Regions from separate parts of the Homo sapiens genome. Here all the other regions are linked to region 1. A link is a loop called in an ENCODE intact Hi-C map of the cell type or tissue named here. Cell type or tissue: IMR-90. All regions are shown on one strand.

Region 1 (2,500 bases):
AAACAACTTCTGAGTAGCATAACACTACTGGCAATTATGATCCATTCTATAAGACGTGACGTCAGAGCTCAGTTTCCTCTCAGACCTCTAAACAGTGACATTGGATAAGAACATAAGCCCGTGGGGAGTATGCTTCAAATGTAAAAGTGTCCTGCCACTGATAGAGAAAACAGAGATGTGTCCAAGCCCTTCCTAACAGACAAAACGTTCCTGTATGCATTTTTAGGGTGTAAAGAGTGTTTTCTCTGTTCGTGTCCATTTGCATAACCAGACGAAGGTCTACCAGACTTCTCTACCGAGTATTTTACGAGTTATGTCTCGTGCCCTGTCAACCAGATCTTGACCTTTGCCCTAGGCAGCTCAGATAACTTTCATGACATCGTATGGTAAACTGAAATGACATATTGTTAGACAGCTCTATGGAGGTGGTTTTTGAACTCATTTAATAACAGACCAGCGGTGTAGGAGTAGAGCATTTTTTGGGAAAAGGTAACTCCTTGGTCAGCAGGAGATTTCTCCCAAACCAACCTTAATTAACTCTGATGTCACATGAAAAGGAGTTGTGCATGGCTATAGGTCATTGGAAGGGTAGGTCCCTGATGGTAGCCTGGTGACAGGCCTAATGATCAATGAATGTGCCCTGTTAAACTGTGACCCTCAAAGAAGGCAGTGTCAAGTAAAAAGCTCAGAGAGGCATGCGGAAGACATGTTTCCCTCATAAACATAGACAGTAGGAATGTTGACGTTATTAGAGCATTTTTTCCTGGTAAACATTTTAAACCACACAGATTTTTTTCCGTGTAAATAACTTTTCTGAAGCTTAAGGAAAAATGAGTAAAGTCAATGACCCATGTATGGATGGGATGAAAACTGTCCAAGTTTTGATGATTTTAGACTTTGGCCACTTCAGTGGCTAACACTGTGATGTCTTTTGTGCCAAGAGCTACAAAACCTATCTATGAGTTTCATTGACAGACAATTAAAATATGAATTGTAAGACAGCCTTAAAATGAACAAACCAGAGCAGAATTATTGAAATGAACATAATTGCGGAGAAGTGCCAATTCCAGTTGCTGGTGTTAAACATTTAGGTAATTTCTTGATTTATTTTTTGACACCTGGATTCAAGACATAAATGCTATATACGTGACTATTTTGAATTTTCTATTCAGACTTTGAGATCAGAGACTTCACATATTGAATCTAATAGTTTGAGGATTACTTAGAATGGCAAAACCTCTAAAGCAAGAAATCAGTGTGGTAAAATAGTGCGTTTAATATACTATAAAGATTTAAAGGAAAAAGCAGGTTCCTAGGATTAGAAACTTTCTACAAACTAAATATAATGTTGCTGGACAGCAGCTGCCTAAACATTCAGTCCTATTGTGGACCTTAAAGACCAATAACACAATTACTCTAAAATAAAATATTACATATTTGTAAAGTTGCCCATGTAAAAGTCACAAATAATCTTATCTGCATAAGGGATTAGTCAGCAGTGAGTCACAGCTTCATACTCTTGCCACATTCAAGTCAATTTCTAAATCCCCGCCTAGAAAGAGCTTTCCCTGAGCCTAAGCTGAATGAAAAATGTAATTAAAGCACACACCAAAAACCTCTTCTAGTTCTACATCAACCTCCCCACCACCACTCAAACAAACTTGACGTTCTCATGGAGAGAAAAGTGTATGCATGCGTGTCAGCAAGCGTGTGTGTGTGTGTGCATGTGTGTGTGTATTTATGTGCACATTCTTTCATTTCTTTACATTCTTTCTTGATTTAAGGCCAATTGTTTTGGAAGACAAACCTGACATTTTAAAAATTAGTATCATTGCTAACTGTGGGACTGAAAAAATATGCTTTCAGTTCATACGAATCCCCATGACTTTCACATCTTCTATTTAGTCTGTTGGTGGATGGAATATGAACTCTCTGGCCTTTCTCCATCATTCTGGAAGTGAGAGGAGATGGGACATTATAATGCTCTTCATCAAAGCATGGGCCCTGTCAGCATAGCTGGTAGTGTAGTCTCCATTTAATGTGGTTACTTTAATCTAGGCATTCACTTATAATGCCCACTTCATATTATCTGATAAATACTTGGATAGAGATATGACACAGAGGTTAAGAACTAAGAGTTAACTTTTTTTTATTAAGTTTCAGAGCCCTATAAGAATAAGCATCGCAAATAAAAATGTTGGTAGCGTCCGGAAATTTGCAATTGCATTCTTAACCCTTCTCCCATCCTTGCCACCAACCCCAAAGATTCTATGAGATTTAGTCTATGAGATTTCGGCCTTTAATAAGCTACATCTTAAGGAAAGAATATTTTCTCTTATTGTGAATTATGCTTAATTAACCTCGAACAACCTTTGTAAAAGGCTCATGATCTTAAATTCAAATTTTAGAAACATGATACTTAGGGATCTCTATTTAGATAAAGAGGCCATTTATCATTCAGGATTATGTACTACTGAAAACACAGTATGCAAAATCAAAG
Region 2 (2,500 bases), 140 kb after region 1:
GAATATCTAGGATTTGTAAAGTTGTTTTCTTCTCGATGACTTTGAGATCTCTTTATTTCTCAGTCTTCTTCTGAAATAAAGACTGACTACCTATCAATTATAATGGACCCAGATGAAGTTCCTTTGGATGAGCAGTGTGAGCGGCTCCCTTATGATGCCAGCAAGTGGGAGTTTGCCCGGGAGAGACTTAAACTGGGTAAGATATTTGTTCAACAGATTCATAAACCTATACTGAGCACATATTACATGAAAAACACTGTGCTTTGAGAGATGCGAAAGTAAACTAGACCTGGGATTCTACCCTCCAGCTGCTCACAGACTAGCAAGGGAGATGGACACAAAAGTAAATAATTCCAATGCAATGCTCAGATAACAGTACAAGGTGACACGCAGCACCTGTTTGTTCTTGCAACAGTTATTAGGCACCTTCTCTGAGCAGCAGACACTGGTCTAAGCCCTGGAGACACAAAGGTGCTTGCATCTCTTCCCTCAAAGGGCTCAGTCTGGAGATAGGTGCAAAAGTGGTAAGTGAAGGGCGGCGGAGAGAGAGGCATTACAAGTACACGCACGCTTACATAATGAAACTGTTGAGGGATTAGAAATATGTGATCCAGAACATAATTGAGGGTGGCAAGGAACAGTGAAATCAAACATTCGGTGAAAGAGTTGGTGCTCTTCAAGGCCATGGATCAAAAAAACCCTCTGCACAAATCCACAAATTACATACTTTGATTTTCCTGGGAATGTCCAGACCGAGTAGAAAGCCCTAGGGGAATCATTTAAGTTTCACTTTTGAAAAGCAAAGACTGTTGTTTTCCAGGTAGGGCAGATGCTATAAACAGCAGGCAAATGTGCTTTCCCGCAGCCTACCTTCCAGTTCCTCCAGCTCAGACGTCACAAAGCCCATTAATCTCCAGCCTCTGGTGCTACAAAACAATTGGAACCTCAATTACTCCTACCCAAAATGTTTGGATTGTGGCTTCTGAAAGTTTTCCACTCACTCCTGTGTATGCCAGAGTCATTAGTAGTTGGAACTAAGAAAACAGATTGTGGATCCAGTGTTCTTGGAGCTTGTCCCTCTCGGTGTGGAGAGCCTGTTGTTCCAAATTCAACAGTATCGTCCCTCTCCTTACATGCAAATGATACTGGGGTGAGGGATTTAGGGGGCAGAGAGAGGAAAATGGCTTTTGTTTTTCTCTTGGGCCTTGAAATGATTCTGCTTACACTGAGGAAGGACTGGCCTCAGGAGCATGTTCTATTTGGCTTGGGGAGGAAACTTGGAAATCAGTTAAAAGCTGGAGAGACAGGAGAAAGCCAGCAATGGCTGTGGACAGGAGGAAAAAATCAACTACATTTAGAGTAGTTAAGGGCAGGTGGCACACTGGAAGAGTTCCTTCTGCAAGTCTAAATTATATGGCAGCTAGCCCAACCCCTCAGTGACCTTGGCAGGAAATATGGGATAATTTTCCCACAATCACGAGCCATTCTCAGCTCACATTGCTTTCCAGAGTTATTAGTCATAATCAAACATGCTTCTTCCAGTATAGGACACATGAGCTTTCTGTCCCATCGCTTCATTCCTTCCTAGTATCATTGTGATCCACACCACATCACAGATTGCTAATCCTTCTACCAGAATTCCCCTGGGGCTCTGTGGGTTTAAATAATCCCATTTCAGGAGAGTCTCCTTGTTGAAGATCATTCTTATCACTCTTTTCCTTTCCAGAGTTGCCACATGCTAGAATTTGGCTGATGTCCATTTGAGTGTCTCTGATGGGTGAGAGAAAGTGTGTCAAGTCTGCTAACTTTGTCTTTCAATACAGAGTGTGGCTGCAAGGCCCCGAGGTACACTCCTCTGATTGATTAACGTGGGAGCAAGGAGGCCCAAGACTTGTTTATTTCTTAAGCCAAATAAATGACAAAGTAATTTGAAGTAATGTCTAGCAACTGAAAATAACCCAGATTATGTCCAGATAGAGAGAAAAGGCTGTTTTAACTGGCAGTTATACTGGGGTTGTAAATGTAGAGAAATACACAAGGTTATATCTGGTTTCAGCTGTATCTACTTGTTGGTTACTATCAGCAGCCCTAGTGAGTGGGATTGGAATTTATAGTACCTGATAGATGGATGCAGTTGGAGGTTGGGTCAAAGGTGTTGCTACCATTAAAATTCCTGAAATCCAAGAACAAAAAGAATCTTAAAAAAAAAAAAAAGATTCCTCACTAACCCATGGGAGGGAATTCAGCTTCTATAAATTTATCACAGAAGTTAGGAGATAATTCAGCTCCTATATATTTATTATAGAAGTTAGAATAGGCTGGGTGTGGTGGCTCACGCTTGTAATCTCAGTGCTTTGGGAGGCTGAGGTGGGTGGGTCACCTGAGGTCAGGAGTTCGAGACCAGCCTGGCCAACATGGCGAAACCCTGTCTCTACTAAAAATACAAAAATGAGCCAGCTGTAGTGGCGCGTGCCTGTAGTCCCAGCTACTCAGGAGGCTG
Region 3 (2,500 bases), 150 kb after region 1:
GAGAAGTCAAGTGATTCGCTTAAGGACACACACCTACCATGAGGTGAAGTCAGAAGGTGAAAGAACTCAGCTCTCTTGACTCCTCCTCCACTGCCTTTTCTGTGCACCACACTAAATGAGGTGAAAAAAGCATAAGAAAAAGTGGAAAGTGGTGCCTTGGGCTGAGGGCAGTACAAATTCCCCTTAGTACTGAAATTTTGGACTGGCTTCAGGAAGAGCTAAGCCAGCAGAATACCCTAGGGACCTGGGCAGGATGGAACGTTTGGGTTTGTGCGTCCTTTGTTTTGAAGAGTTTGCTTCCTTCTCTGGCTATATTTAATGATTTGCCTCCCTGTGCAACTTGGTGGAGCTTAGTGTTTTTGTGGAAAATCCATGGCTGTCTTTCATATTTGGAAGATAAAGGTAAAGGAAAGGCAAAACCAAAAGGCTAAATTGAAAATGGAATACTTCATTTTCCAAATAAATTAACTGGGATCCTTAAATATGGTTTGTAATAAATTCACTATATTCTGCCAGAGTCCCAAGAGTTCAGTAAATTACCTTTATTTAACAAAAGTGGTACTGATAAGCAAAGCTGAATATACAATTGATTGGGAGTCAGGAAGGGAGTGAGAGAGCCTGAGTTTTGGTCCTTGGAGACATGCCTAGGCTGTGACTTTTGGGTGCCGTGGGGAAGAAGGCTGTCCAGGGAGAGTTTTCACATGCAGAGCCCTGAGTGAGCCTGTGGAGCATTTTTCTCCCCATGCTATTGCCAGCGCTTTCTCTGATGCCTTCTGTCCCACAAAGGATCTTGTGAAAAATAAAATTCCAGTCCCCAACTGAACAGAATCCAATATAACTGCATTGTGGAAACACAATAACAAATAGTGAAAGTCTTTACCTGCCCTCAGGTGGGTTACCTGCAATGGCAGTGGGTATTCACTCTGAGGCCTGCCTCCCTCTGCAACCCCGGAAGGTCTCTTTTCAGGGGCTGGGAACCTTGGTGCCCTTTTGGCTTTTAGACTAGGTTAGGGCTGTCCCTCCTGAAGCTTTCTCCCAGTGCTCTGCTTGCTCCCACTGTGCCCTCTAGTGGAGGGATCACTCTTGCTTTGTGACATTTCTAGAAAAGCCCAGGAAGGATGGGGTACGCGGGTTAATCCTAGAACTGCCACACCATGCAAATGGATCAAGGGACACCACTGAACTCCAGTCCCTCTCTGCTTCTGCCTCAGTATTGCTGTCTAGCAGAATCTAGGCTACAAACATGGTCTTGTTATAAAGCCACTGAAAGTGCTAGGTTTTAGAGTGTCATAGTTACTAGATGAATTACAAAAGGCAATAAAAATCTTTTCTGGTTTCCCATGAACACCCAGAACTGACAACTCCTTTCCTATGAATCATAAAATAATAGTATAATAGAGCTTTTCAGAAGAGGATAATTAAACTCAGAAAAGTAAGGTGACTTGCCCAAGATCGCATGATTAATGGAAGAGCCAAATGAACCAGGGCTTGGATGTGCAGTCCAGGGTGAAAGGCCATTGCTACCCTTGTTAGGATCAAACTGTATCTTTGTTTAAATGGAAGAGAAAAAAAGCAATGTCCATGTTCCCTCCTTCCCCAAAGAAACCTGAGAAATTGGTAACTATAGCCTTCTCTTATAACTCCTCCTAGGGATTACAGAGTGAAGCACCAAGCACACTGAGGATCCTTTCCTCTCAGTGATGTCATCCTTCACAAGATGGCGTGTGGCATGGAAAAGTGGTTAAGGGCACAGATGTGGGCATCGACCAATCCTGGGTTCAAGCTTTGCTTTTTTTTTTTTTTTTGAGATGGAGTTTTGCTCTCGTTGGCCAGGCTAGAGTGCAATGGCGTGATCTCGGCTCACTGCAACCTCCACCTCCTGGGTTCAAGCAATTCTCCTGCCTCAGCCTCCTGAGTAGCTGGGATTACAGGCATGCACCACCATGCCCGGCTAATTTTGTATTTTCAGTAGAGACGGGGTTTCTCCATATTGGTCAGGCTGATCTCAAACTCCCGACCTCACGTGATTCACCTGGCTCGGCCTCCCAAAGTGCTGGGATTACAGGCGTGAGCCACTGTGCCCGGCCAGCTTTGCTATTTATTAGCTGCATGTGAATTTGATTACTTTACTTCTCTGAACCTGTTTCTCCATGTATAAATAAGAACTACTTCGTAAAATTGTTGGAAACACTAAACAAGAAATGTACCTAAAGCTTTTAATATACCAGCTCACACAGAGTAAGCATTCAGTAAATACCCACCACTCTTAATTTTTTTTTTTTATCTGATCTAAGATGCTGTCTAGAAGCCCAGGCAAGAGCACAATAGACTCTGCAACTCCAGAGGTAGTCAGGCTCCTGGACACCGTAGGGCCCCTGTGCTAGTTCACGATCCATTTTGAGAAGTGAAACGCTCTCATTTCTCATCAGGCGATTGCCAGTTGAGGGACTGGTTTCCCACTGCTGTGCTGGAGCTCCTTTTCACCTGGGTCCTTTTCGGT

What was found. Hi-C counts contacts between places; a loop is a spot of excess contacts. Peaks named below come from ENCODE experiments on the same cell type or tissue, not always from the same donor. Only the 100,000 strongest peaks of a DNase experiment are listed, where the experiment ranks them.
Region 2: it touches region 1 in a loop (2.5-fold over the local background); 9 of 110 quality-filtered maps call a loop at or near these places.
Region 3: it touches region 1 in a loop (3-fold over the local background); 8 of 110 quality-filtered maps call a loop at or near these places.

Annotation. Positions count from the first base shown.
Region 1 is chr13:28,475,353-28,477,852 of GRCh38, reverse strand. The region is part of intron 1 of FLT1 (fms related receptor tyrosine kinase 1); the gene reads left to right. Among named protein-coding and RNA genes, the nearest start is that of FLT1, 19 kb to the left of the region's middle. In IMR-90, no CTCF peak of the experiment used is centred here; a DNase peak (open chromatin) is centred at 1,502; H3K27ac peaks cover 775 bases.
Region 2 is chr13:28,336,864-28,339,363 of GRCh38, reverse strand. It overlaps FLT1 (fms related receptor tyrosine kinase 1), which reads left to right. Exons shown (of 30, transcript NM_002019.4): 17 at 64-196. Among named protein-coding and RNA genes, the nearest start is that of FLT1, 160 kb to the left of the region's middle. In IMR-90, no CTCF peak of the experiment used is centred here; a DNase peak (open chromatin) is centred at 1,493.
Region 3 is chr13:28,322,957-28,325,456 of GRCh38, reverse strand. The region is part of intron 20 of FLT1 (fms related receptor tyrosine kinase 1); the gene reads left to right. Among named protein-coding and RNA genes, the nearest start is that of FLT1, 170 kb to the left of the region's middle. RefSeq lists an enhancer at 2,029-2,500. In IMR-90, a CTCF peak has its summit at 1,065 (motif pointing left); a DNase peak (open chromatin) is centred at 1,066.